3 separate regions of the Homo sapiens genome follow, and all the other regions are linked to region 2. Evidence: chromatin loops called from intact Hi-C (ENCODE). Cell type or tissue: natural killer cell. All regions are shown on one strand. Links, peaks and the distances in the headings refer to the core of each region. The heading gives the core; the rest is flanking DNA.

Region 1 (10,304 bases), core at 3,610-8,609, 93 kb after region 2:
CTAGACCTGTTAGAAAGTGACATTCTTTACTGACCACAGGTCAGGAACCCTGTACAGGGACTGAATAAACAAGGGTATGAGGCCAGTTTCCCCACTGGACTTTTATTGGCTCTGCAAGTCGAGATTGACTCCTTAAAGGCAAGCTTACCCTTCCAGTCAAAGTGTTGGTAAAATAAACACTTTCTCCAATTGTGTCCTGTTGCAAAAGAAAAATGGATTCTTATTGCACTGATGCAAACAACCATATTGCCATAAGTTAAGAACACTCACAGATAGTTTCCAAATTCTAGAGGAACCAGGCAGAGAGAAAAAAAAACATGCTCCAGGTCTTGATTACAGGAGTATACACCTTATTTAATTATTAAAGGCCGTAAATAATTCAAAATAATGTTGACTCTGCAAAACAAAACAAGGATCAATAATATTCCAAGCAAAGGTTAAAAAGGTTGCTTCAGCTTTCTGAGTTCAGTTTATTTAGTTAACTCATGTTTTGCTTGACATTCGTGAACATTTCAGCTCTTCATGACCCCTGTACAGTTTTCTTTATTCCAATGTCACAATCTCTAAAGTTATCAGAGATCTGTATTTAAGAGCACTTGTCAAAGTTCTATAGCTTATTATAAACCATCTTTGAAAAGGATTAAAACAAGACAACAATTGTCTGTGAATAGCAAAATGTCCAGGGTAGTTACACTTAGAAACACAATTGACAAAGAAGTTTGGTTATTTCCGTGGTTTACATTAACCTAACATAACAACTTTAATTATGAGTGATAGCATACACTCAGACATTAGAATTATAGAAATCCCATACAATTTTAGAGCATACATTAGCTTTATTCACCAAGATATAACCTAAAAAAGATTGAACAACATTTTGGCAATCCCATGTACCTAAACATGTCAAATAATCCTGTTTACTTCATTTTTCTGGACACTGTAGGGGCCCTCTGAAGTATTAGAAAAGCCAGGTGCCAGGGAAGCCTACTTGGAAACTGAATTTTGATTTTGGGAAGGCTGTCAAATATGTTCAAGATTTAAAACACTGATAATATGAAATAGAATTCCAGATTACCATAAATTATTTATTTTGCCAAAATGATGACTCAGAAATTTTAAAGAAGCAAAAACCTTTTATAACCCTTTACAAATTTTGCCAAAGAGCAGATTAGCACCATAGGAAAACCTTGTTATGATTTTATTTCAATGCTCAATTTACAGAAAAATCATATAATATCCTTCTTGAATGTGGCCAATATGTTCACAAAGAGAACCTCTTCTGCAAAATTAATTTTCACAATTCTTCCACCACTTCCTTGAACCTTCAGCTTTTTCCTATTTTATCTCAAAACAATCCTTTATCCCGAGGCCAAAGTTTACATTTCCATGCCTTCTTATAACCTTTTGCAAACAAAAACACATTTTACTGTTCTTACATACCTTGCTTGTAAATCTATTTTCAGTAGTTTCCACTAATGCCTAGCAATTTTTAACTTTAAGGTAAAACCTGGTAAGTTACTTTAATTGAGTGCTAAGTGTAGCCAAGGTTTGCCATTTTTTTTTTTTTTTTTTGAGATTTAGTCTTACTCTGTCGCCCAGGCTGGAGTGTAGTCACACAATCTCGGCTGACTGCAACCTCTGCCTCCTGGGTTCAAGCAATTCTCCTGCCTCAGCCCCCAAGTAGCTGGAATTACAGGTGTGCACCATTGCGCCTGGTTAATTTTTGAATTTGTAGTAGAAACGAGGTTTCATCATGTTGGCCAGGCTGGTCTTGAACTCCTAACCTCAAGTGAGCCACCCACCTCGGCCTCCCAAAGTGCTGGGATTATAGATGTGAGCCACTGCGCCCAGCTGGTTTGCCTTTTTAATGTTAGAAACAAGTGCTCAGTGCCGGGCAACCCGCTCGGGTCCCCTTCCACACTGTGGAAGCTTTGTTCTTTCGCTCTTTGCAATAAATCTTGAAAGAAAAAAAAAAAAAGAAAGAAACAAGTGCTCAGTGCCACAAAGAAGAACCAGCATTGAGACAAAGGATTTCTCAGCAAGGCAATTTACTTCTGTAGAAAGGTGTTGCCTGCATCAGCCACCATCGCAAGAGCACACTGAACAAAGGAGAGTAAGGGTTTTTATTCCTAATGCAGTCCCTGCTTCTGTATCATTCCCCATTGGCTGGAGTTAGACCACACAACCTAAATTAGTCCCAGTTGGCTAAACACTTAAACTTTCTATATAAGGTAGACACGTGTTGGGGGAGAAGGAGGGAAGGGAAGAGGTCTGCCTGTGGAGCACGAGAAGGCTAAACTTTTTCTGAATAAGGAAAGGAATGTAGAGTGAGGCTGAGACATGTCTGGGTGTGTCAGGGCACAGCAAGAACAGGAGGGCTGTTTGCAGGATAGAAGCAAGAGAGTACAAGAAGTTTTGGCCTCTGAACAAAGAACAAGGACATTACACAATTAAACCCTTTGAAGAGGAATTTATAATCTCTGGCAATTTCCCTCTTTGTTTTTTTTTTTAATAATTCCTCCTCTTCAAATTTTTCTAACATAATTTGGCTTTGCTGTTCTTCTTGATCACCTAGGAATAAGAATATGGAGAAGGAGATGTAGGGGAGGTTTTTGTGAGAGCTGTTTCTATAAGCCTTTGTACTAGGCCTCGGGCACAGAATACAATATAATATCCTACAAGAATAAGCACACCTATTATAACAGCAAAAGAAGTAAGGATTGAGGACATAAGTCCTTCCCATCTGCTGAAACATTTTTCCATTAAATTAGTGAAGGGATCATTTATTCCTGAATTCTTAGCTAGTTCATTGGATAAAACAGGAAGACATTGTGATGCTTTTGTTATGGTTCCACTGGAAGCAGTATTATTAGGTATAAAAGTAGAATATTGAGTTCCAATCATGACACAGACCTCACCCTTATCTGCTAGTATCATATCTAATGTTATTCTATTTTCCCAAGCCATTTGGCTGGTGGGTCCTAACTGTTTAGCTGTTCATTTAATAGCATCTTTAGTATAGTTAACAAATTGTTGCTGGTTGTAATAGATGTAATTTATCCAATTTACATTTTTATTTATAGTTAACCACCAGAATAGTAGGGACTCAAACCCAGCAATTATTTGATTTTGGGACTTAAATTCATCTGGGACTCCTCTCGGGACTCCAATGGCATCTATATAAACATGAGGGTCAAAGGACCCATGAGGGACATCTCTTGTTTTATGATGCTTTGTTTTTATCCTTTTTGGTTAATGAAATGCCAGGGTGAAAGGGATGGCCAGTTGGATCAGAGTGCAAGTGCTGCTCTGCTCCAGCTACTTGGCAAAGTGTTCAGCAATGGTCCGTCACAATACTACCATACATCCACTTGGCAATGGATCAGGGCAGACTGATTGGTTAGCTCTTGGAATGACTTAAGCTCACTGCATCCCTTTAGGTCTCCCAGAAATGCTAAGTTTTCTCTCTGTCATGAGAGACACAAGGTAAAACTGGCATCAGGAGATGGAAGCTGGATGGACCTCGGGGACTGACCCACAGGGTGCTGGACTTTGGGGAATAGCAGAGAGAGAGCTCCGCATGATTCATGACCCCAGGCTGTGGGGTGTTGGGAGAGAGCTACCTTACAATTTGTGCCTGGTCGGCTGGAGGACCATACGAGTGGAAACGGGATGATTTAGGCCTCTGGCCTGCAGTGCACGCAAGTGTAACAATCGTTTTTGTTTAGACTGCAGATGGAATATTTAATCCTTTCCAGCCAGGCATTTGCATCTTTGTACCCCATCTCTAGAGCTATGGTCTGCCTTAAATCTTTTACCTCTACAACCATTACCTTAGTTGGGTGGTTCTAGAGATGGGAGGAGAGCGCTGAGCCTGATATGTTTGGGCACAGTGTTGGGTCCCACATGTTCTCCAGACTCTGGGTCTGGATTTCTTTATTGTTCTTAGCTGATGCTCTAGCTAACCTCAGAGAGAAGATTCCTATGGGGTCTCGTCCTGTAACATTTGCTCCTAACCAATACCATTCAAATATGGAGGGTTCTTGGGCCATTGTTTGGAGATTATCTATAATTAGCAATAAGGGGTTACACTGCAATGACTTACAATTTGGTGGGGTGGGACCATGAATAAGTTGGAGTTTCTGTTTTAGTCCTTGCAACTACTTTGAAAAAGGGGGCCTGGCTGTCCACCGTCCATGTTGGGTGGTCTGCCAAACATCTGTCCAGTCACCACAGGGACTTTTTAAGGCTCCATACTTATACTTGGTTGACTCAATACGGTATGGACATAAATACTTATCTACATTTGATAGCTGCCTTTGAGCTTGTTCATCTCCACATGAGATAACTGAACAAGCATCAAACTCGAGGGTTAAGGGATGATTAGTTTGAGTCACATTGATGACGAGGTGACTTTCTGCTGGAAAGAAAAGGGAAAATAAACAAGTGATTATTAAGCCCTTTTTAGAGTTAGTTTGGTGAGGGTAGGCCGTAGGATAACGGCCCATTTTTCTCTGATTGTGGAAGTGTCTCCTTTCACTCACATGTGGTGTGTCCATCTCCTTTCAGCTGTGCGGTGCTTTCTATAATCAGGAGCACTAGGTAGGGTCCTTCCTAAGCTGGTTCAAGTTTTCCTTCTTTCCAGCTTTTGATGAGAACGTGATCCCTAGGCTGGTGCTGATGTGCAGGGAACACCAAGGGTGGCGTCTGTGCTAATAGGCCTTTAGTTCAGAGACAAGAGAAAGTGGAAGACAGTCCACGTACATAGCTTTTGAGGAATTGGTCTTTAGTTTCAAACATAGGAATATCAGCAGTGGAGTGTAAATAAGGCAACCCATATAGTATTTCATAAGGAGATAAGCCAATATATTTTTGATGGGCAGTTCAGTTTCATAACAAGGCAATGGGGAGGCATTTAGTCCATGGGAACCAAGTCTCTAGGACTAATTTGGTTAGGTGGTTCTTCGGAGTCTGGTTCATTCTTTCTACTCTTCCTGATAAAGATGGGTGCCAGGGGGTATGGTATTCCCATTTTATTTCTAATACTTGGGCTTTTTCAAAACATGTACAGTGAAATGAGTCCCATTATCTGACTCAACATTTTCTATTAATCCAAGCTTAGGTATAATATTTTCAGTTAATGCCTTAACTACATTATTAGCAGTCACATTTGAAAAGGGAATAGCTTCTACCCGGTAAATGAGGTGATCCACTATTACTAATAGGTATTTCAGGCAACCGATTGGAGACATTTCTGTGTGATCAACTTGAACACTTTGAAATGGTGTTAGTCCTGGATTTCTTCCCCCAAGTGGTGATTTTCTTGGAGCCCACTTATTAGTTTTGTTTTTTTTTTTTTTACATATTAGACAGCTATCTCTAACTTGTTTGGCTAGGGTATAAATTCCTATACACCCATAAACTGCTGTGTCACACATAGTTTGGGGTCCCCAGTGGGCCCCTTGATGCAGCTGAGACAAGATTTCCCTCATGAGGGGTTTCGATAATATTTCCCTTTGATCTGGTAATACCCATTTTCCTTCTTGGTTTTCTGTAGCTCATATTTTGATTAATTTTTCCTTTTCATTGGGAGAGATAATGGGGACTGCAATAGGGGGAGGAAGACAAGGGGTTAAGTGAAAAACAAGCACTTCAGAGGAAATAGCAGCCTGTTTGGCTACCTGATCTGCAAGGTTATTTTTCTGACTTTCAAAGGAAAAGCCTTTTTGCTGTCCTGGAACATGGACAATAGCTATCTCTTTGGGTAACTGGAGAGTATTTAGTACTTGGGTGATTAACTCTTTGTGGATGAGATCTTGGCCTTTGCGGTTAATAAGACCTCGTTCAGTCCAAATCTTCCCGAAGGTATGAGCTACCTCAAAGGAGTACTTAGAATCAGTATAAATGGTCCCTTCCTGGTTTTGCAAGCATTTTAAAGCCTGGCTTAATGCAAGCAGTTCACAAGTTTGGGCAGACCAATTATTAGCCAATCTTCCTGACCCGATTTCTACTAAAGCTTCTCCATCTATTATTGAATACCCATTATGTCTTTTTCCCTCAATTACCTGGGAGGAGCCATCTATAAACAAATACCACCCAGTTTTGAAAGGTGTGTCTTCTAAATCTGGTCTGACTTTTGTGTGGTAGTTCATTAAATCTAAACATATGTGTTCTCTTTTTAGGTTTGGATACCCTGTTAAGAAACCTGCTGGGTTGAGTGAGTTATCAGTGGTTAGTGTTAAATCATTTCTTTCTATTAGAATAGCTTCGCATTTTAAGATGCTTGAGTCAGTGAGTCACCTCCCTGCCTTTTGGTTTAAGATAGTTCTAACTTGATGGGGTAAGCTTACCACTAATTTTCCCCCAAAGGTTAACTTCCTGCTTTCTTCAGTCAGTAATGTGGTTGCTGTGATAGACTGAATGCATTCAGGCCACCCACTTGTACTAGGTTTAAAACCTTTGACAGGAAGGCTACAGGCTGCCTGTGGCTTCCGTGTTCCTGGGTAAGTACCCCTAAAGCCACCCCATTATTCATGTTAACAAAAAGGTGGAATGGTTTTTCTAGGGAGGGTAAAGCTAGAACAGGGGCAGTTATAAGCATATGTTTTAATTCTTCAATTTGATGAATTTCTTCAGAAGTCCACAGAAGATGGTCAGGTTTCCACTGGGTAAATTTTTGGTATAAAAGTTTAGTTTTTAGAGCATATGAATGAATCCATAAGCAGCAATATCCAACTAATCCTAAACATTTTTGGAGCTTCTGCTTAGTTTGAGGCAAAGGTAAGGATCTGATTCCTTCTACTTGTTCGGGTCCCATCCTTCATTTGCCTTTACTTATTAAGTGCCCTAAATATGTAACTTCACGTTCTACAAACTTGAGTTTTCCTTTTGAAACTCATAGTCCTTCCCCTTGTAAATGGTTAAGAAGGTGTGTAGAGAAGGCAGCTACTTTCTCTACATTTTCACCAGATATGAGAAGATCATCCACATATTGGAGCAGACATATGTGTTTTGGGGTATGAATTTATTCTGAAACCTGTTCTAAATTTGGCCAAAAAGGCTAGGGGAATCTGTGAACCCTTGGGGCAAAACTATCCATCAGTACTGTTGTTTCTGTCCAGAATAAGGATCTTCCCATTCGAAAGCAAATATGTCCCGACTGTCCTCAGCCAAAGGACAGGCCCAAAAGGTATCTTTTAAGTGTATTACTGTAAACCATTGATGGTCACGTGGGATTTTGCTGAGGATGGTGTAAGGGTTAGGGACAAAAGGATAAGTCATCTGGACTAATTGGTTGACAGCTCTGAGGTCTTGTGCTAGTCGGTATGACCTGTCTGATTTCTTTACAGGCAGTATTGGGGTGTTAAAAGAGGACATGCAGGGTTCAAGAAGCCCGTCTTGAATGACGCTTTAAATTACGGGCCTCAAGCTTATTCTGCCTTCTAGGGGAATGGGATATTGTTTTCTTCTTACTACCTCCCCAGCAGTTTTCAGCTTTATGTGTTTTGGAAGGACTTGAGGTCTTCCTTGATTTTCTTCTCTTGACCAGACATCAGGATGGATGTGTCTTTCACCCACACTGGTAAGTAGGTTTAGTGAGGTGAGGAATCCCTCTGGGCCAACATGTAAGCTGATGCTTAGTTCTAGCATTAAGTCCCTTCCTAACAGGTTAATTTCTGCTTCCAGGATTAATAGAAGCTTCATATGAGTTGATCGGTTTTTATACTGACTTCTGTTTCTTCTAAGATTTTAGCTTTAAATCCTTCTCCCTTTACCCCTGAGACAGAAAGTTCTGAGGAGCAGGTGATATCAGATGGAGGGAAACAGAGGAGCGGGCTGCTCCTGAATCTACTAAAAACGTTATGAGTTCATATTTGGGTCCCACCTCTAAGTTTATCAAGGGCTCTTGGTGGGACTTGAGATAAAAGAGACAGAGCCCCTGGCCCCCCCTATTCTTCCTCAAAAGTCATGAGTGGAAGGACTTCTTTTTATTTTTCCCATGCGGGACATTCCCTCTTAAAGAGACCTGTTCTTCCACATTTAAAACATCTATTCTGTCTTTTCTCTGTTTTGGGATTCTTTGGCTTGGCCCCCCTGTGTTCTTTATAGGGTCTGGCAAATGAGGTCCCGGATCCTTTAATAGGGGGCTTGAAGCCTCTAAATGGAGGTTTGGGTCATTTATAGATTTTGGCCCCCTGGGGGCTTTGTTTAGAAATGTATTGATTTGGAGCCCCCTGTTGATAGGTGGATAGCATGAATTTTGCTTTCACTTTTTGCTTTTCTTCGTATCTTCTCACATATACCTTTTGAGTTTCTCTGAGAAATTCACTTAGAGGATGATCTTTCCAATCCTCTATCTTTTGTAATTTCTTGGAAATGTCTGCCCAACTATTAGTAAAAAAATGAAGCTTTAACATTCCTTGTCCTAGGGGATCTTATAAATCTAGGCCTGCTTATTTTTTCATTTGCTCCTTTAATCTGTTTAAGAATTCTATAGGCTCTTCATCCTTCCCCTGTTGTGTGCTGAGTGTCTGAGACAGAGTCTGAGTCCAGGGTACTTATTCTTGAGTTCTTTTTATCATCATCTCCCTCAGGTCTTGCAGGTTTTTCCAGTGAGCTATGTTGTTATTGTCCCACCAGGGATCTTGGGCACGGAATTCCTCGTCTGCTGTAGAAACGTTTTAACTGGGGGGTGTTCATGTTCTCAAACTACCATAGTGGCCCTAAGGATCATGCCCCTTTCTCTCCCTGAAAACAGGATGCCCAGGATGGGCATTAACTCAGCCCAAGTATATAACTGGGGTCCTAGAAATTGATCACCGACCTGATCTGCCACTCGATGAGGGTCATCTCACAGCGGCTTGAGTTCTTTTTTAAAGCCTGGAACTTCTGAACTGGTTAGAGGAGCATTTATGAAGCTGATGGCACCCCCTCCCTGCAGCACCTCTTTTAAGGGGCAGAGAGTCAGAGCTGATTCCCCAGGGATAGGGGATAAAGGGAAGTTTTGAATATCCTTTTTACATTGCTCTACCTCACGTTGGAGTCCTTTTAGAGAAGAGTATTTAGGCTGGTAAGGAGCTGGCTCATGGGATGATAATTCCCAAGAATTGGGGTTGTAAGGGGTGGGGAACAATGTGAGCAGGGGAGGGATCTGGAGTGGGGTCTGAGGTGGCAACAGCTGCTTGAGGGGGAGAATTGGGGGTATTGAGTGGAGGAAGATGGTCTAGGGGATCCCATGTGTTGATGGGCTGTCTAGGAATAGGGACCTTTTCTCTTTCAGAGCAGTAAGATTCTAGCTTGCTCCCTCTGATTTTTAGAGGGTAAAGGAGGACAGGTCCTTGCCTCCAACAAAGAGCATACTCTATATCCTCCAGAGACACAGGGCTTTTGTCATTAATATGTTCCATTAAAAGTTAACAAATCCATTCTTCACTGGACCCAAATTTTGGCCAGAAAATTGAGGGTTTGAGGATTGGCTCTCGAGCCCAAATGAAGCAAAAATACTTTATCATTTGCTGCTTTCTTTTATGTTTGGTTCTTTTATTATCTTACCAATATTTTAGCATAATCCCTAGGCAACTATCAGGAGGAATTTCATCATCTGCCTGGCTCTTTATTTTCCCTGTCTTATTTGAAACATTTCCCATCTTGGAGGTTTGGTATGGTGTCTAACTGGAGCAGGCTTTTTCCCTGGAGTTTTCAACCTCCCCTCTATTGGAGGTTTCTAATGCTTCTGGGTGTGTGGGGGCTCAACCTCTCCTACTAGAGATTTCTTGCCCTCCCTTCTTCTAGAAGCTGTGTGTGAGTCTCAATCTCTCCTACTAGAGATTTCTTGCCTTTCTTCTCCTAGAAGCTTAGCTCCCCTTTTACTGGATGTTTCTTGCAATCTTCTCCTTTTGTTTTGTACTCACTCAGCACAGTAGTAGTGCTCGTTACCATTCACACACTTTCAACCTCCAAGATATCCCGACCTCCAAGGAAATACTTTATTGCCCCTGCAACATTTCTTACCTTGTCCTGTGCATAGAGTTACCTGGTTGCCGTGGTAGGTAGGTAAGAATCCTTTCCACCCACGTTGCTGAGAGTGTGGGTTTATTCGTCATGCTGGGGGAGGTCCTGATCCCTTTCCCTCTGAGGCCAACGCAACGAGAGAGTGTGACGCATCTCCTCATGGGAGATGATCTGGGACCCTTCCCCAGAGGAGAAAGGGTATCCCTGATGAGCCCCTATGATTGTTAGAAACAAGTGCTCTGTGCTGCAAAGAAGAACCAGCACTGAGACAAAGGATTTCTCAGCAAGGCAAT
Region 2 (10,304 bases), core at 3,307-8,306:
GTGCAGTTTAATACATTTGACATATGTGTGAATCCATGTAATCACCATTCTGATACATTTGTGGGATAGTTCCAGTACCATAGAAAATTCCTTTGTGCTCCTTCCTGATTAATGCTTTTCCCCCAATGTGTTTGTAAAAGTAAGAAGAAATAATTGGTCTAAAATAAATCTCACTCCACTTGCTTCTTTGAGTCAAATTTACTTGCTTTTTGATTTTTTTTTCAGAATAACAGTGATTTCAAATAATTAGAACTTATGCCCTAGTTGTAATAACAGGTAACTAGGTTCATGGTAATCATCTATATATCCTAATATGTTAGAAAATATATTCACTTAAAGTTAACTAGCTTAAAGATCAATGACAGGATGGTAAGAAAACAGTAGGCTCAAAAAAGACCCGCATCCTCCCCAAAAGCAGGAGTGAATGCTAACAGTAGTTTCTCCATGTACCACAGAATGCTGCAATCATGCAGCCTTGGTTTGGTAGACGTTTGAATCAAAGAGCTTTAGGCAAGAGTTGGCAGAGTGCAATATTAAAAATATAGTTAGCTAAGTCTTAGTAAATATCCATATGTGTAATATGAGTAAGCAGGCAAGTCATGCTAGAATGACCTCGTATTCTTGGTGTTAAAAGACTTATCACATTAATGGTTTTGGAAAACAATGAATGTATCATGTATATGATTTTCACTGAGATGTATGCCACAGAATGCTATAATATCTACATGAAAGCAGTGCTACCTCAGGTTAGGTGCCATTAGTTAGGAGAGAGATCATTTTCTATATGCCAGAATGTTTTGCATTTCATTCTCTCTTACTCCACATTTTATAAATGCTTAGGTTAATATATTCAATGTATAGATGACATACAACTTGGATATCTAATACACTGAGTAATAGAATCATAAACTCCAAACATTCTGCATTTCGGAGAAAATTGAGAGTTTAGCGAGATGAATTTTTTAAGTGTATTAAAATCTAAACTGAAGAAGTTAACAAGATGGGAAGAATTGCCTTTATTTGTAGATGTATGCAAGAGCACTAGGGGAAATTCAATGACCAACAAGCTCAAAATAAGATTGTGTGAAGTAATGAATTTTAGGTAAAATCAATACAAATATATCTAAAAAGAAAGGGTGGGACTTTTTTCCTCCATTCCTGGCCCAATTCTTTGAAATAATTTTTATGTGATTGTTTCAAACCATCTTAACTTTCTCTTAGTTTTCCTCTGCATACATGCACATATGTAAATGCCTACTTTTAAGAGTACAGATGAGAAAAAACAGGGATTTGAATTAGTTGAAACCGTAACTTAAGTATTATTTCCAGGAACTAAAGCTACTTAGCCAGAATCAGGAAAAGGGCTGCTGGGAATAAGTTTGTTAACGTAAATTGTTCCAACAGCTGTCATATTGATGTTACGCTTAGTTTACTGGCTCCAGAAGGCAGAATTGATACCAATTCTTGAAAGAAGCATCCATATACCCCAGTTAATTTTGATTATGTCATGAGATTTTGTGTAGTATTCAAAGATAAATTGTTATTATTGTTGGAAAAAGCGGGTTACTTAGATTTAAACTTAGGTTAAGAAAATTGATTTAAAAAAATAAGTTCCACTTTCAAAAGTTGTTATTCTATTGATAAATCTGTTTTTTTTAATGCTGCTTTATTTGATGTAAAACTACTGTTTTGAAAATATTGACTGTGCCTATGGATTAATGTATCAAACAAAATCACCCCATGAATAAATCAAATATTTATTTATTTACCTGAAGTATACAAAAGGAGAATGACATAAAGATCAATTAGCAAGGTTGATAAATCTGCAAGAAACAAGCTTCTCAGTCCTAAATTTCATCATTAAATCACTGAAACTCAGAGTTGTGAATGACAACATCTGAATAGTGAGTGTCAACATAGATTTTCTACAAGCTTGAGGGTTTTTATCTAGGAACAATTCTGTTTGTAGGTCATCCTGGATATATTCAAGGGACCATTATTTTTGGTATTATACAATATAACTTGATGTTCTCATAGTCAAATGTGAATGCATTTCTCATACTTTATCTGAATCCTCCCAAATTAACAATGTGGTCCAAGTATATTCCCAAAATTAGAGTTTCTGAGCCTGAACGGAAGTTAAGCTCCCAGAAATCGCAGGTAGCTGTGTTAATAAGTGGTTAGAATAACTAGGGCTTATCTTTTGTGTGTCCTTTGATAAATTTAAACAAATTAAATTCCTCTCCAAGATAGGTCTGATTCACAAACTTAATGACTATATGCTTAAATTTTCACCTATAGTTTAATGAAATGTTTGTTTTTAAAAGATGTTTGAAGTCTAAAATAGACTCCCCAAACAGTGTCTGACATGTAATAAGTCCTCAGAAAATAATTCATAAATATTGAATGACTAGTAGGATATTAAAATGTGGTCATTCCTGCTGTTTACTTTTATCTGAGGGCACAAATGTCAAGAACAATTCTATAGGTGCTAGACCTCCTATATAGGACATGCTAACAAGCTTGCAAAAGTGTTTATTTCAAATTTCGATCTATCATCTACTTTCAGAGCACATTAAGAGTTTATGAGTGTTCAGAGATTAGGAAGTGAGAATTTTTTTTATGAAGTGACTTGCCAGTGTACTTCCCATTTCCCAATATCTTTCTGTGTCAATAAGCAAAAGAACTTCTCTTTTACCTTAAGCCAAGTTTGGATTCTGTCATATATTGGCAAGTGTCCTCTGGGAGTTGGAGGTTGCAGAGGTGAACACTTTCAGTATGTGAGTTTGTTAGAACTACACATAACCACAGAGTAAAAGCAGATGTGTAGATTAAGCCACACTTCCAGCAATGGTGAGGCTGAAGGGAGTGTTTCCTGTGGGCCGGATGAAGATCTCATACAAAGCAGCCATTTGGGAACCATCCTAAAATAAAATTCACCTAAGACTGCTTCTTACCACAGGCAAGTCAGCCTCAATGAAAAGAAGCTGGAAGTATAGAGTAGAAAGCAAAAAAAAAAAAGGTACCTGGGGAGTTGTGAGGGGTGAGGTACAGTGATTTGCAAGCAGGATTGCCAAAGGAGACATCACACATCAGACAACTGCAGAGTACCCCAGGAGCAGAATTTCTGAAAAACCCATAGAAGTAGTCCAAAAAAAAAAAAAAAAAGAGAGAAAACATTTGGAGTGTCAGCATACAGATTAAAACTGTCCAGGCTGGTAACATCTTTATTCCGTGTTTATTTCTATTCCCTTTGTTTCACCTTCACTCATTCTGGGGATCAGGGTTGGGGAATGGAAAGAGATACTAGAGAGGGAAGAAGCTCATGCAGAGCCCGTTATACTCACTTGCCCCCTTAATGGTCCCAAACTAAGCAGATCCAATCCAAGCTGAGAGAGAGGAAAAGTGTTAAATTAGATAAAAGTTGGACTTAAGATATTAGGCGGAATTGGATCTTTTATTATCTTCATTATCAAAAGACCATGAGATCCACAAAGGAAGGAAAGGAGAAGACTTTATTTTCAGAGGGAAAAATAACCCTAGAATTAGGGAAATGCAGCTTTCGGGAAAATCCGAAAGTTCACTCTCTGAAGAAGTGAGAGGGGGCTGGTATACATGTCTTATACAGTCAGTTTTACATACATACTGAGCAGGGTTGGGAAAATTCTGTGAATACTTATGAATATTCATGAAGGAAGTCAAGCACTAGTGCATTGGGTAAGCAGATGTAACATGCACCCCACGGTCACTTTGGGATGGTGTTTTAACATTAAATCGGGTGGAATTTGGCTCTTTACCTCAAAAGGTGAACTATAGCGTACAAAAATAGTTTGTACATAATCTCCACAAGCTGTCTGTAACTGGTTTAAGGTCTGTGGCCATTCATCAATAAAGAATGTTTATAAGATTGGGTCTGGCCGGGCGCGGTGGCTCACGCCTGTAATCCCAGCACGTTGGGAGGCCGAGGCGGGCGGATCATGAGGTCAGGAGATCACGACAATCCTGGCTAACATGGTGAAACCCCGTCTCTACTAAAAATACATAAAATTAGCCAGACGTGGTGGCGGGCGCCTGTAGTCCCAGCTACTCGGGAGGCTGAGGCAGGAGAATGGTGTGAATCCGGGAGTCAGAGCTTGCAGTGAGCCCAGATTGCACCACTGCACTCCAGCCTGGGCGACAGAGCGAGACGCCGTCTCAGGAAAAAAAAAAAAAAAAAAAAAAAGATTGGGTTCTTTTTCCAATCTGAGTTATGGTAGGACAGTCTGACTTATGGCAGGACAGCAAGGCTGGGGAGAAGGTTGTCCGCTGGCATCAGGCAATCTGTCAAGATATTTTGGAAATTTCCCAGCTATGGTTGTTTTGGCAATGCTTTTCAGTATTTCCTTCCTGTTTAATTATGGGAAGGAAAACTTATGGCAATTAATAACCCTGGGATACCTGACTAGTCCCTCATCCTGCTATCTATCAGATTCTGGTTTCTCATTTGTTTGTCTGTTTCTGTTATTTTACCCACAGGGAGTCTGTTTCATGTTCCTTGGGGTATATTTTATCACCTGAAATACAGAGGATAATATTTATTACCTTAGAGAGAATGGAAAACTTATGGGAATTGCCTATGATGTGGGAAGAAATCAGTCTGACTTCCTAATAAGCAGGGGCAGTTTTGAGACAGAATATTGTTGTTGCTTTCTCTTTTAATGCAGTTTGACCGTATTTGTCAAATCAGTTACTTATTCATTTAATTTTGTAGTGTTGTTTAAGCATTTCAAATGCTTGTACACTTGGAGGATATGAGAGCATTCATCATCAAGAGGTAAAACTTCCATGGGGGATGGGCCGATCACAGAGTGGGTGGTCAGCCATTGGGTTGCCCTCCAGGCTTGGGGGAATATCCTTGCAGCAAAGTGCACTGTGGAAACCTGCTGCCAGTCTCATGGCATTCCCTCTTTTATGTCTTTTTATTTTTTTATTTTTTTAATTAATTAATTTATTATTATTATACTTTAAGTTTTAGGGTACATGTGCACAATGTGCAGGTTAGTTACATATGTATACATGTGCCATGCTGGTTCTTTTATGTCTTAACTGACATATAAATCTAACCAAAAATTCCTTCCTAAAAACCTTGTAGGATTTTAAAATTAATTAATTATTTTCGAGACGGGGACTCTTTCTGTAGCCAGGCTGGAGTGCGGTGGTATGATCAGGGCTCACTGCAGCTTTTAACTTCTGTGCATGTGATCCTCCCACCTCAGCCTCCCCAGTAGCTGGGAGTACAAGCGCAGGCCCCCACGCCCAGCTGGAATTTTAAAAAATAGAATAACAAATTTACAAGGTCGCAATTTCGACTCTTTTCACACATTTCATGATACGGAGGAAGAAAACATTTTTCCCCCGAGAGAGGCTTCAGGATGGCTGTCTACAGGCCCTCAGTACTTTCCTCCACAAAGAAGAACCAAAACACCCAGTAGAAAATCAGACTTGGAATACAGCATCTAAAAGAACACATTCGAATTAAGCAGAGAAGCGACAGGAAAGCTCTGAGGCAGGAAAGAGACAGAGGGGAGGCAGGTAGCTCAGCTGAAACTGTCTGGGAGCCCAGAGACTTCTTAGTGCAGGGAAAGTGTGTCCACATTCCCACCGCAGACTCCTGCAGTCGTAGCCATGGGAGAGCCCTGGGGGCCCCGAGACTAGGATGGGGAGCTGCCTGGAGCCTGCACCGCGCAACAGCACTGTTCCAGGACGGAGCTCAGGCGAGGTCCCACACACCTCCTGGACCAGGCTATTTGGAGCCCAGCCCCAACAAGACTTCATCCTGCCTCGGGTCTCAACAGCTTCCGCATCTCCACATCCCTGGAGCCCCGCAGACATCCTTCACTTCCCCCACAACACCCCACACACCGGGAGGGCTGTAGTGGCACAAGGCTGATTGGTGCCAGCCGTGTGGCTGGGTCCCTGGCACTCTAGCCCCAAAGGTGTTCTACACCCCGGGGGAATCGGCAGTGCAGTGCACTGGGGAGGCTGCCTCCAGTCAAAGGGAGCCAAAACGCAAGCTCCCCAGAGCCTGACAGCCACTTGAGTGAGGTCGCTGCCACTGACAGCCACCCCGACTCCCAATAGCAAAGCAGCTGCGCACCGACAGGCTTTCTCCACCCACTGCCATCTCCACAGCCGGGACTGCCACCACCCAAGCACGCCGCTGGGAGGCGCCTGGGGATTGCCCACTCTGCCAACCACAGCCTGAGCCCTGAGCACAACATAGGGGATTGGGTTGTCTGAGGGTAGGACCACACCACCAAGCAAAGCCTCTCCCAGTGCCTGAGCACACTGCCCAGGGGCCTGGGGATCCATGGCCCTGTCCCACCCGTAGCTCCGCGTATGCTCCTGCACCATCAGGAGGCCTGACTGAAGACCCAGCCTGGCTGCTCGCAAGCCCCACCTACCACAGCCTGTGTGCACCATCAGGAGGCCTGAGGTTGGACCCGCAAAGCCTGGTACGGCCCACAAGTGCCCAAGTGCATCATTCAGTGGCCTGGGGACCGCCTTTCCACCACCGCTGACATCTGCACTCCTTTGGGGGCCCGAGGGCTGCCCGCCCAGCCCACCCTTTGCTGCCACCATAAAAGGTTATTGTAATGGAGGTAAAGAGTAGAATGATAGTTACTAGCAGCTGTGAAGGATGTGTGTGTGTGTGTGTGGGAGGGGGGAGGTATGCAAACATACAATTAGAAGGAATAAGTTCTAGTGTTCAACAGAATAGTAGAGTGACTATAGTTAACGACGATGTATTTTATATTTCAAAATAGTTATGAGAAGATTTGAAGTGTTCCCAACACAAAGAAATAATAAATGCTTGAGGTGATGGATATCCTAAACACCCTGACTTGATAATTACACAACCGATGCATGTATCAAAATATGACATGTACCTTAGAGATACATGAAAATATTATGTACCAATAAGAATATAAAAAAGAAATAAAATGAAACAAGAATACTTTTCTTATAAATCATGATGATAACAAGAACTATAGAAATTGCACCTTCAAATTAACTTGACAAGGCAAATCCTACCTATTTTCTAATATACTACTTTCTAGCTTAAATGTAAAAAGCCAGTTATTTCAATGAATTCAAAATTTATTTGTGGAAGTAACAGAAATGTCTCAACATGCTATGGTTTGATTAATCATTTCTACACTAACTTCTGAGAGAAGATTTGACAAGAGGACTCTGGGATAGGAGCTATCTATATCCAGGATGATTCTATCTGAGCCGCAGATGGACTTCTGTGGATTTTTTGTGTGGTTGAGGTCTATTTCTCTGTCAGCAGATACCACTTGAGTAGCAGGAGACAAGGTATAGCTTGCTACGCACTCCATCTTTCTTTTCTTTGACTCTGTCCAGCTAATTGTACAAAGTGTGTGGATCAAGCAATGACCTAGATTATCATTATATTGGATCCAAGTTATTGGTGTGTTTCTTGGGTTGGCCTAGCATTGTATTTACCAAGACTATGAGGAAAGTGGTGCTAAAATACGCTCCTGTAAATCTCCTGGCTTCCAGGCATAGTCCTTACCACAATGTGTAAGAGCAACCCAATTTCTGCCTGTATGGCTGCTGCGGCTGCTGCTGCTTCTTATTCCTCTTCTTATTCTTCTTCTTTTGAGATGGAGTTTCACTCTTGTTGCCCAGGCTGGAGTGCAATGGCGTGATCTCAGCTCACTGAAACCTCCGCCTCCTGGATTCAAGTGATTCTCCTGCTTCAGCCTCCTGAATAGCTGGGATTACAGGCACACGCCACCACGCCTAGCTGATTTTGTATTTTTAGTAGAGATGGGGTTTCTCCAGGTTGGTCAGGCTGGTCTCGAACTCCTGATCTCAGGTGATCTGCCCGCCTCGGCCTCCCAAAGTGCTGAGATTAAACTGTGAGCCACTGCGCCTGGCCACAGCAATCTTCTTCTCTGCCAGCTGCTTCAATGACTGCGGAGCCCAACGTGCAACAAGGAAGTCTCATCTTCCTGTTCATCAGGATAATGGTCATATTCCTTATTAGAATAATCTTGCCATAGGCATTAGAACCTCTAAACCCAGCACAAACAAGATCTTGGGAAAAGGAGACAATTTTCAAGTGAATTATTAGGTGTACTAGTACAAGGCTACTCCAAATCTGAATCCTAACTCTATGCTTTTGTTCCCATACCTGTACATTCTGGCTATGGCAGAGACAGCAACATATATTGGTAAGGCAAATACCCCCTCTTAAAAAACTGAATCCCACACTTGCAAGCTGTTTTATTCCAACTGGTGTCATTAGTGTGCTTTCAGGAAGTCATTTCAATACCCTGGTTAGCCAGTTACTTAGGGGCAAGTAACTTCTTTTTTTTTTTTTGAGATGCAGAAAACATTCTATTTTTTGATTACATGGCTCAGATAGTTTCATTCAGTGTCATCAGCAATGAACTTCATGAAACATGTTCATCTTTCCTGTCTAGGTAGATGTCACAGTAGCCCTGGTTTTTAAGTGTTGCCTCTAAAACTTGTCCTCTTTCCAGCATTCTCTTCTTTTTTTTTTTTTTTTTTGAGACGGAGTCTCACTCTGTCTCCCAGGCTGGAGTGCAGTGGCGCGATCTCGGCTCACTGCAATCTCCGCCTCTCAGGTTCACGCCATTCTCCTGCCTCAGCCTTCCAAGTAGCTGGGCCCAACACCATGCCCGGCTAATATTTTTTTTTCTTTTGTATTTTTATTAGAGATGGGGTTTCACCGTGTTAGCCAGGGTGGTCTCGATCTGCTGACCTCGTGATCCGCCCGCCTCAGCCTCCCATCCAGCATTCTCTTCTTTCTCTCAACCTGCCACTATTGAAAACTCACTTTTCTTTTGCATTTTGTCCTACGTGTGAAAACTATTGAGCTGAAGTAAGACCCAAGGTAGATCCCAAGGGCTTCAGATCTACCCTGTCAAGGGCACAGAATGGTTAGCAATAGAGCCCCTTGTTAAGGTCAATCATGGTTAATAACATGAATGTTAAATTCTAATATTACTTAACAGTATCTAAATTCTAATATCCTTAATTTCACAAAAACAAACTTTTCTAACACTTCTTACCAGTAAAGGATTTAGCTCACACGAATATACTCTCAGATAACCTTAAGAATTCTGCCTTGCTTTGTAATTCCTGCCAGTGCTGCATAAGCCAGCAGTTCTCAGCATCTTTTTATTCTAGCTGATCTCTAGTTTCTCTGGTAGCTTTTTATCACAGACGGAGCTGTTAAACAGGTCGTAGATTCTCTGAACCAGTTCATCCTTATTTCGCTTGAGATTTTTTTCCAGAGTACTGTTTTGACTTTTCAAGGTCAAGCAAGAAACATCCAGGGACTTTGCGCTTATGAGTCCTAGTCTTGCATTTTTCAACTTTGGCCACACCGGGTTTCTTCTTTGAAGGTCCACGGTTTTTCTGTCCCTTACCAGCAGGTGTTACAGATACATTTTTGGTCTTTGCCTTCCTCTTCCTCAGTGGCTCCACTATATTTTTGGTCTTTGCCTGTCTTTTCCTCAGTCACCCCATGATATTTTTTGGTCTTTGCCTTCCTTTTCCTTGATTATTCCACCACAGGTGCAGGCACTTCCTCAGTTGGCAGCTTCCTCTCTGAAACCTCAAGTTTAGTCTCAGGATCACCTGGTGGTTCACTAAGATTCTCACCAAGATCATGCTCAACCAGCATCATCAGATGAATCATGCTGGCAGACAGCAGCCTCATCCAGCTCTTCTTCATCTGAGGCAGTTTGGTCCTCATCATACGAATCTTCTGCTGGCACAGAAACTTCCAAATCATTACTGTCATCATTGTCATCATCACCATCACTAATAACTATTGGAGGGTTCCTGGATGGTGGGCTGCACATAACAACACTCCAGACTCTCATCGTCACTGCTTATTTAGAATATCTTAGCTTTCTTCTCCTCATAGGAGTAGCATTCATCATCAGAGTCAGAGTTGATCACTACCATAGAGCTGGACTGTCTCTTCTGAGCTCTTCTGGCCATAGAAGACCCGTGGTTCTCATCACTGCTTGAATCAACGTTAAGGATGTATCAATTCTCCTCTGGGTTGTGCAAGTGGCACAGCTCTTCTTTGTACCTGTCCATGTCTGGTCTTGCAGCCTCTGGTGTGGCCAGCGGCAGCTCACCTCCAACTGCCCATGGAATGTGTGTGAGATCCTGAGCAACTGGGCAAGTAACTTCTATAGGCATGAACTGATTGTCAATCTTTCTTTGTTGTAAAATGTCAAATACAATATTGT
Region 3 (10,304 bases), core at 2,173-7,172, 330 kb after region 2:
ACTTTGCTTTTAACATTTAGTTGCCATCAAATAAACTGACACCTGGCAGGTCTCTAGTACTTCCTTAAAGGAGCCGGACTCACTGCCAGGGCACAGAGCATCTGCTCTTCCCAGCACCCCCCTCCAGAGGCCTTTGTTCTTCCCTTTAATAGTCCCTGAAATGCAAAATTGAGAATGGGTACTGTAAACTATTCCATATAAATTAATCTTTAATAACTTTTTATTTTATTTATTTATTTATTTTTGAGATGGAGTTTCGCTCTTGTTTCCCAGGCTGGAGTGCAATGGCGCGATCTCAGCTCGCTGCAACCTCCGCCTCCCGGGTTCAAGTGATTCTCCTGCCTCAGCCTCCCAAGTAGCTGGGATTACAGGCATGTGCCACCATACCCAGCTAATTTTTTGTATTTTTAGTAGAGACGGGGTTTCTCCATGTTGGTTAGGCTGGTCTCGAACTGCTGACCTCAGGTACTCCACCTGCCTCAACCTCCCAAAGTGCTAGGATTACAGGCATGAGCCACCTCACCTGGCCTTTAATGACATTTTGATTAAAAAAGCCAAAAAAAAAAAAAAAACCAGACATGGTGGTTCACACCTTAATCCCAACACTTTGGGAAGCCAGGGTGGGAGGATAGCTAGAGCTCGGGAGTTCATGACCAGCCTGGGCAACATGGCAAAACCCTGTCTCCGCAAAAAATACAAAAATTGTTGGGAAAAGATGAGTGCTGGGAGAAGCTGAAGCAGGGCTTGCATGTCTGACATAACATAAAAGAGTGTTGGAACATGTCCAGGTCCAGAGTCTGAAACCTCTCATGGCCTTTGGAACACCAAACTCTGTGCTAAGGGTGGAAGGCTACCCTGATGCGCCATAATCTAAGCTCAGGGCATAAAACCCCTCGTGGCTTGGATAGAATCCAGGGCTCATGGCTCTCGAATGTGTCTAGACTTGCTGGCTCCTTGCTTCTCGCCCTACCAGGCTCCTAGATCGATTGTGTCTCAGAATTGGCCATATAAATGCTAAACCATCACAGCTGTAACTCATGTGCTTAATGCAACGCTCCCTTTCGACCCCCACGTTCTCACCACCTGTTTCTTTGTTTGATCACCAATAAACAGTCTGGGCTTCCGGAGCTCGGGGCCTTCGCAGCCTCCATAACTAGTGTTGGCCCCCTGGACCCACTTTCTCTCTCAAACTGTCTTTTCTCATTCCTTTGACTCTGTTGGACTTCGTCACCCCCACGACCTGGTGTTGGGTCCGATCACCACAACAAAAAATTAGTCGGGCATGGTGGCATGTGCCTGTAGTCCCAGCTACTCAGGAGGTTGAGGCAGGAGGATCGCTTGAGCTCAGGAGATTAAGGCTGCAGTGAGCCGAGATCCTACCACTGCACTCCAGCCTGAGCTACAGGCTGTCTCAAACAAACAAGAAAAAAGAGCAAGACAAATCAAACAGAAGAGTATGAGGCATTGTCCTAAAAGACTTCCCTGGTAGTTTAACTTCAAGCTGCAGAGCATCCTGGCAATTAGTTTTAAGTAGAGGACAAAATAACTTGACATTTCTTTTTTCTTAGGAAGTCAGATTATAATGAAAATCTAAATTGACAGAGCCAAAAAATTCAAAAGATTCAGGAGAAGGGATTGTAGTCATGGCAATGAGAGGAGGAAAAAATAAAGAAGTACAACCAGGTATGTTAAGTAGTGAGAAAATGGAAAGAACAGTGTAGAAGATACACATGGAGGTTTTGTGATAAGGTAAGGAACCTAGAAATAATGTTGAGAAGGAAATAGGAAGAAAAAAAGGCAATTCAGGCTGGGGGTGGTGGCTCACGCCTGTAATCTCAGCAGTTTGAGAGGCTGAGGTAGGCAGATCTCTTGAGGTCAGGAGTTCGAGACCAGCCTGGCCAACATGGTGAAACCCTGTCTCTACTAAAAATACAAAAATTAGCTGGGTGTGGTGGCAGGTGCCTGTAATCCCGTTTGTACCCACAACAGGGACAGTCTATTTCAAGGGTGGATTTTACCCCCATGCCCATTGCTCAAGGGTCTCCTGAAACTATCTCGGGCAGTCAAAATGAAAATGGTCAGTTTGGGACTCAATGTCCTTGGTCAACTGCCTTGTTCCTGCTTCTTCCAGTTTAACTCACTGAACCCCAGGACTCCTTTTCCTTGAAAAGGTGGACATAGAAAACTTATAAATAGGCTATTTATGAGTTTATAAGTAAATTTCATATACAATAAATAAACAGCCTATTTATAAGTTTTCTATGTCCTCTTTTTTTAAAAAAGTGTTATTTCTTCTCCTCCCTCCTTTTCTTCTGACCATTTCAATACGATATTACACTTACTTCTTTTTCAAGAGTACAATCAGAGAAAAATTCAATTAAATGAATTTTAGAATTAATCCTGAAACCAAGTTTTGGTATTTTTAAACTTATCATTTACTTGAATTTTGAATTGTCTTTTTTCGGAGGGATGGAATCTCACTCTTCTGCCCAGGCTGGAGTGCAGTGGCGCCATCTTGGCTCACCACAAACTCTGCCTCCCGGGTTCAAGCGATTCTCCTTCGTCAGCCTCCCTAGTAGCTGGGAAAAGGAGTCCTGGGGTTCAGTGAGATAAAATGGAAGAAGCAAGAACAAGGCAGTTGACCAAGGACACTGAGTCCCAAATTGGCCATTTTCATCTTGACTGCAGGAGATAGTTTCAGGAGACTCTTGAGCAATGGCATGGAGGTAAAATCTACCCTCGAAATAGACAGTTCCTGTCGTGGGTACAAATGGAGAAACCTTGGAAGAGAAGAAAAAGCATCTCCAAATGTGGGAGTCAAGAAAAAAAATGGCATAGGAAGCAAAATTCAGCTGTGTATGTTTATTTGTTTGCTTTAGGTTACCTGTGGGTCATCCCTCTTTATTTTACCCATAGCGGCTCTGTGTTCCATTGCATTCACTTTTGTTACTTTATTGGACATCCATGTTTCAGTTCTGTATCCTATAACTCAGCATCATCTTTAGTAGAAAAATACAGCAGAATGTGATGCAGGACAGGCCAAACAGGAAGGTCTCTGGACTGTCCCAATATTGATTCAACCAGAGCATCTCTGATGTTGCTTTTTTGATAGGTGGAAATTTTATATACAATTTCATTTAGAAAAAAAGCAATTGAGCAATGAAAATATTTGGAAGCTAGTCACCTGACAAATTCCATTCACTTTTTAAAAGAGGGGTAACAGGCCGGGCACAGTGGCTCACACCTGTAATCCCAGCACTTTCGGAGGCCGAGGCGGGCAGATCACTTGAGGCCAGGTGTTCAAGACCAGCCTGGCCAACATGGCAAAACCCCATCTCTACTAAAAATACAAAAATTAGCAGGGCATGGTGGTACAGGCCCGTAATCCCAGCTGCTCGGGAGGTTGAAGCATGAATCCTTTGAATCCGGGAGGCAGAGGAGGCTGCAGTGAGCTGAGATCCTGACACTACACTCCAGCCTGGGCAACAGAGTAAGACTCTGTCTAAAAAAGCAAACAACAAAAAAAAAAGGTGGACACAGTGGCTCACACCTATAATCTAAGCACTTTGGGAAGTCTAGGTGGGTGGATAACCTGAGGTCAGGAGTTCGAGACCAGCCTGGCCAACATGGTAAAACCCCATCTCTACTGAAAATACAAAAATTAGCCAGGAATGGTGGCACGCCCCTGTAATCCCAGCTACTCGGGAGGCTGAGGTGAGAGAATTGCTTGAACACGGGAGGCAGAGATTGCACAATTGCACTCCAGCCTGGGCAACAGAGCGAGACCTCACCTCGAAACAAAATAAATAAATAAATAAATAAAAGAAACAGCTCAATATAGGTGAATTAAATTACATAAGAAGGAAAAAACTTCAAGTTACTTGTAGAGCTTGGAATTTCAGAGTCTACGTTCTACCCAGTAAATGCAGCATGTGGCATTGCTGCTTCTGACTCTGTCACTGATGGACTGTATGACTTTAGATATATTGTTTAATTTTCTATGCTTGCTTCTTCACCAGTAAAATGATAATGGGTCTTAAATCTCTGTTGGGATCCTTGTATGGCAAATAAGGTAAGTACAGAAAAACTGATAAAAATAGATTCCTTGTGGTGTTTGAGCTCAGCTAAGCCAGCATGAGTTAACCAAAATGATGTGGCAAAATCAGCAGGCATGAATGAGGTGACGGTGCCATCTGCTGCTTCGTTTTAGGAATTTCAAGGTAAGTTAGAGGAATTTAATCTATTTTATTCATTTGCAAGTAAAACTGAAAAATTTCTGCAGGCTAGACCTGTCTCATAATAAAAATGGCACTTTCATTCTGCTAAAAGGCATCTATGGTTCTTCATTCCTAAGGAATTATCATCATTAGGAGTTAGCTTCTATTAAGATCACCTGTTAGAGTTCAATAATTACCATGTACATTTATTTTTAATTTTAAATTTCTGCCACCATCAGTTCCTAGAAAGAAGGGAACATATCTTGCTCAGTACCAACTCCCAGTGCCTAGAGTGATGCACTGACTACATTAAATGGATGAATAAGATCATATAGCTAGCTATTTTTAATTTGTTTATTTTCTTCCTCCATACCACACTGTAGGCACCATGAGAACAGGTTCTAAGTATATTCATTACTGTCAACCCTGTTAGCACTAAAGAAAGAAGGTATTCACTAGAGCGTTGATAAATAAATGAATTAATTAATGAATAAACCAAAAATGAGAAAAAAACAATTCTAATCCATATATCTTTGTAAAAATAAGAGTGAAGGGGAAATCAAAATATCTGAAGTTGTTATTTTTTATCTAACTTACTGAAGTATATATTCAGCCTTTTAAAAATTACACAGCTGGTCAGGTGCAGTGCCTAACACCTGTAATCCCAGCACTTTGGGTGGCCCATGTGGGTTGATTGCTTGAGGCCAGGAGTTCGAGACCAGCCTGGCCAACATGGTGAAACCCTATCTCTACTAAAAATACAGAAATTAGCTGACATGGTGGTACATGCCTGTAGTCCCAGCTACTCGGGAAGCTGAGGCACAAGAATAGCTGGAACCCAGGAGGCGGAGGTTTCAGTGAACCAAGATCGTGCCACTGCATTCCAGCCTGGGCAACAGAGCAAGACCTTGTCTCAAAAAAAAAAAAAAGTACATAGTAGATATCCTGTAGCATTTTCAAAATATAACAAAGTAATAAGACAGGCATAAGTAATTATTTTAATTTGTAAAAGGTTTGGTATTTATTGTAAATAAATAAGACAGTGTTGTATAAGCTTACCGAAGGCAGACAATTTGATATTTATGAATATACTGAGATAGATTTCTGCTATCAGTATTATAGGATGCTTTACTGAATTTGAATTATTTATAATATTGCTATTGGATTGTATGTTATCTGAGAGTTGAGATACAAATTATCTATCAGCTGTGCTGTTAAAGGAGTAAAAGAACTAGGGAAGATCTGAGACATTTGACTGTTTGTTGGAATATAACATGGACCATTAAATTTAACTGTGTTGTCACCAAAGTTCAGTTTAATAATTATCAAAGCCCTCAGATTTCCTTATGGTCCACATACAAGTCAGATGGATGATACTCCTACTTAATTCTGTGCTTCCCAACTCTGTCAATGCTTAGAACTCCTCAATTCTTTTATATATATATGAATAACAATTAAAATATATGCATATGTAAAGAATAATATTAAAAATATACCCATATATTTTTAATTTACTTCCAGGAAACGAGTACTCCATCAGTAAAAATGGCACATTTTTACAGGTGTTATCCATCATGGGATGAGGGGGATCATGGAAAAGTGGAGATTAAGAGGATCTGGGAGATAAACACAGATGCAAAGGAAGTACATTTGAAGATATTAATATAAAGATGGAATGTCTTAAATTTGCTCATTTTACTTGTTACATTTTAAAAACTTGAACAGGCCTGGCGTGGTGACTCACGCCTGTAATCCTAGCACTTTGGGAGGCCAAGGCGGACGGATCACCTGAGGTCAGGAGTTCAAGACCAGCCTGGTCAACATGGTGAAACCCTGTCTCTACTAAAATACAAAAATTAGCCATGCATGATGGCGGGTGCTTGTAATCCCAGCTACTCGGGAGGCTGAGATGGGAGAATCGCTTGAACCCAGGAGATAGTGGTTGCATTGAACCAAGATCACGCCACTGCACTCCAGCCTGGATGGCTAAGTGAGACTCTGTCTCAAAAAAATAAATAAATAAATAAACAAGCAAAAAACCAAAAACAAAACAAACAAAAAAACCTTAAACAATAAATTCAGGAAAGTATACACATTCTGCTAAGCCAGCACAGCCCAAAGTTTACTGTATGAAATACTCTAAGGTAATTGGATATTTGAAATTACATTCACTTATATACCATCTGTTCCCATACCAACTCAAGTTTTCTTTCAGAGCCCCAATAAACCTCAGACAAATCTCCACAATTAAAAAAAAAAAAACTGCAGAAATGCTGGATGTTACTTTTTATGGTTAGTAAAAGAAGGGCCAAGTCAGGATATGTTCCACAGCATGCTATTTTAACAACAACAACAACAAAGAATCCAAAGCAATGTTTACCAGTGCAATTAAACCTAATTAACAGGTCCTTTAGATTATTTGACCAATATGTTCTAAGAACTTAAGAATCGACAATCAAAACCAGAATATTTATAGGGCCTTAAGAAGATAAAAAAAATTAAACAAATATATGAGTAGCTAACATTTCTTGAACTCTTACCAAATTCTAGGCACATTGTGAAGGACTTTATAAACATCATTCCATTAAATCCTCAAATATCTCTGAGGTAGCTATTAGTGGTATTCCTCTTTCAGTTGAGAACTTCAAGGCATTAAGAGGGTACATAGCTTGCCTTAGACAACAGAAATGTTCAGTAATTAACTGGGATTTGAACTCAGTTCAACTTCAGAGCCCTTGTGCTTAACTATCATATTTATTTCTCATTACAGAAATGCATGCATGAACAATAGTTTATTTACATCAGGAGTCAGTAAATATCTTCTGAAAAGGGAGAGAGGGTAACCATTTTAGATTTTGCAGTCCACTTTCAGTCTTTGCTGCACATATTTTTAATAACCCTTTTAAAATGTAAAAATTAGTCTTAGATCACAGCATGCACATAACAGCCCTCAGGCCAAGAGCTGAAGTTGTAGCCCTGATTTAAATGATATAGTTGGGATCAAAAAGCAGTATATGAACTAATAGAAAGAGTTATCCCCAGGATAGATCAGATCATGGCAATTGCCTCTGAATCTAAGGTTTAAGAAAATAATGCACCAGTGTCTATAAGGATTGAAGACAGAAATAGTAAGGGCGAATGGGCAATGACTCACAGGCACTATCAGCTTGGCTAAAGAAGATAGCTCTGTCATCAACTTTGAAATAGAAACTACCAGACACAAAGTCAAGAATCCATCTTTCAGTATTGAAGTACAATTTTTTTCCCCAGGGATACTCTCAGTTCAACTTATCTTTGTTCAATGATATCAGTAGCCCTAACAGAAAGAGAAGCTTAAATACCTAATTACAAAATAGTTATCTTGAACTTTTTCTTATAGCCACAATAGAGTAACAAGGACTCAATTCACCTTCCAAATTAAAACAAACAAAAGGATATACATATATAAAGCAATAGTTTTTAAAACACTGGCTATCAAGTAATCAAGGACAGTGATTCCTGAGAGATGGAAAACAAGCAAGGTGAGCTCTATAATCGCCCTAGCTTACCAAGTTTAGAATGTTTCCAGGCCACACACAGGGAAGGGGAACTGAGGATGAGGCTAGTAAACTCCATGGATTAAAGATATATAAAGCTGAAAGCCAGAGAAGAAAAAGGCAAACAGAGTTCAGAGGAGAGTACAAGAGAAGAGTAGGCTGCATCAAGAAAGAACTCAGAGATCTACAGAGGATCTTGCTTGAGGACTCAGCAGAGTTCAGATCAAAGCACAAGTGTGAGGAGCTACCAGAGGGTCCAAGGAAAGAAACATCCAAACTGATTAGAGAAAACACTTCCCAGTGCTCACACACAGCAAGGAACAGTGCCCTTTCCCAACATCAAGGCTGGAAAAGATCATAGTTCAGTGAGGCTTTCAGTAGGATATTCAGAAACTCTTGCCTTCATAGTGGGAAATAATTAAGCCCCAGAATGAGAAATTCTTTAATATTGCCTATCATAAAAACAATAACAGAAACGTCACACTGTTTCTATGAAACTTAAACATATCTCATAATAAAACTCATAGGAGCACAAACCTATTTAGTATCGACCAAGGTAAAATGAACAATGTCTGGCTTTCAATCAAAGATCAGCAGGCATGCAAAGAGTTACAAAAATATGACCCATAATGGGGAGAATAATAATCAAAACCAACTCAGAGGTTAGAATTAGAAGATGTAGACATTAAGATAATTAATGTGTTCAAAACACATTTATATATTTTAAAAGTTACATAGAGATGTAGAAGACAAAAAAAAAACACCAAAGTACACTTTTAGAAATGTAAATGACAAAAGATAAAATTAAAAATACACTGTAAGGTATTAATGGCAGATTGGACACCCAGAAGGAAAGACTAGTGAACCTGGAGATATAACAAGAGTCACTATTAAAAATGAAGCCCCGAGAGAATATAATTTTAAAAGGAAAAGAAAGAAAGGGAAGAAGAAAGAAAAGTAAAATAAAAGAAGGAAGGCAAGCAAGAAAGAAGGAAAAGAGGCCAGGCGCGGTGGCCCACGCCTGTAATCCCAGCACTTTGGGAGGCCGAGGCGGGTGGATCACGAAGTCAGGAGATCGAGACCATCCTGGCTATCTAGGTGAAATCCCATCTCTACTAATAAATACAAAAAATTAGCCGGGCGTGGTGGCGGGCACCTGTAGTACTTGGGAGGCTGAGGCAGGAGAATGGCATGAACCCGGGAGGTGGAGCTTGCAGTGAGCCGAGATCGTGCCACTGCACTCCAGCCTGGGCGACAGAGTGAGACTCTGTCTCAAAAAAAAAAAAAAGAAGGAAAAGAGAAGGAGAAAGAACAGAAAGTAATAGAAAGGAAAGAAGGCAGGGGGAAGAGAAGCGGAAAGTAAGAGAGGGGAGGGGACGGGAGGGAAAGGGCAGAGCAGAGCATTAGGTTGCTGGGAGATAATTTCTAGCGCCTAATACGCGTGTATTAAATCCCTTAACAGTGTGTGGGAGTGGGGTAGAGGTTGGAGCAGAAAACATATTTGAAAAAATAATGCTTAACATTTTCAAAGCTAATGAAAAATGTAAAACAATAGATCCAAAAGCTAAAGAACTCTGAATACAAGAAACAAACAAAAAAACTTCACCAAGGCACATCATAATAAAAAATGCATAAACCCTGTGACAAAACGAAAATAAAATATCTAACAAAAGCATAGATAATTATGTACAGAGAAACAAAGAATGATAGAATATTTGTCATAAGAAATAATACAAGTAAGAAGACTGTGGAGTAACATTTTTGAAGTATACAAAAAAATCTGTCAGCCTAGCATTCTACACCCAGTGAAAATATCATTTAAAAGTACAGATGAAATAATAATGTTTTCAGACATCTTAAATCAGAATTAATCACAAACAGAATTTCAGTAGAGAAAACATTTAAAAAATTCTTCAGGAGGCCGGGCACGGTGGCTCACACCTGTAATCCCAGCACTTTGGGAGGCCAAGGCAGGCAGATCACAAGGTCAAGAGATCGAGACCATCCTGGCTAACATGGTGAAACCCTGTCTCTACTAAAAAATACAAAAAATTAGCCAGGCATGGTGGCAGGTGCCTGTAGTCCCAGCTACTTGGGAGGCTGAGGCAGGAGAATGGCATCAACCTGGGAGGCGGAGCTTGCAGTGAGCAGAGATCGGCCACTGCACTCCAGCCTGGGCGACAGAGCGAGACTCCGTCTAAAAAAAAAAAAAAAAAAGGAGGAAAAAGAAATAGGAAATAGATCAAAGGAGACAAATTGAAAACAAATATCAAGATGACAGACTTAAGTATAATTAATCAGAATTTCATTAAATGTAAATGTTTTAAACACCCAAAAGAAATTGTTAAATGATGTAAAATAGCGAGCCCAAATGTTATGTCAGCTAAAAGGAATATACTCGGTTTAAAGACAAAAAAATAGGTTAAAAGTAAAAGGATAAAAAAAGATATATCATGCCAATATTAATCAAAGAAAAGCAGGAGTGGCTGTACTAATTTCAGACTAATAGATTTCAGAACAAACATTACTAACAGGAATAAAAAAGTTTACT

The links. A loop is a pair of places that touch in the nucleus more often than their neighbours do. Peaks named below come from ENCODE experiments on the same cell type or tissue, not always from the same donor. Only the 100,000 strongest peaks of a DNase experiment are listed, where the experiment ranks them.
Region 1: it touches region 2 in a loop (2.3-fold over the local background); 13 of 110 quality-filtered maps call a loop at or near these places.
Region 3: a loop joins it to region 2, with 13 times the contacts of the local background. A loop is called at or near these places in 23 of 110 quality-filtered maps.

The regions. Positions count from the first base shown.
Region 1 is chr12:9,900,680-9,910,983 of GRCh38, forward strand. It overlaps a transcript of CLEC2A not described here. Among named protein-coding and RNA genes, the nearest start is that of KLRF2, 24 kb to the left of the region's middle. RefSeq lists a silencer at 1-18 and an enhancer at 9,491-10,304. In natural killer cell, for the core only: no CTCF peak of the experiment used is centred there; a DNase peak (open chromatin) is centred at 6,392.
Region 2 is chr12:9,808,169-9,818,472 of GRCh38, forward strand. It overlaps a transcript of KLRF1 not described here and the pseudogene GCNAP1. Among named protein-coding and RNA genes, the nearest start is that of KLRF1, 14 kb to the right of the region's middle. In natural killer cell, for the core only: CTCF peaks have their summits at 6,226 and 6,425; a DNase peak (open chromatin) is centred at 6,163; H3K4me3 peaks cover 1,009 bases; H3K27ac peaks cover 1,328 bases.
Region 3 is chr12:10,136,018-10,146,321 of GRCh38, forward strand. No RefSeq gene overlaps it. Among named protein-coding and RNA genes, the nearest start is that of CLEC7A, 11 kb to the left of the region's middle. In natural killer cell, for the core only: a CTCF peak has its summit at 4,202 (motif pointing left); a DNase peak (open chromatin) is centred at 4,184; H3K27me3 peaks cover 420 bases.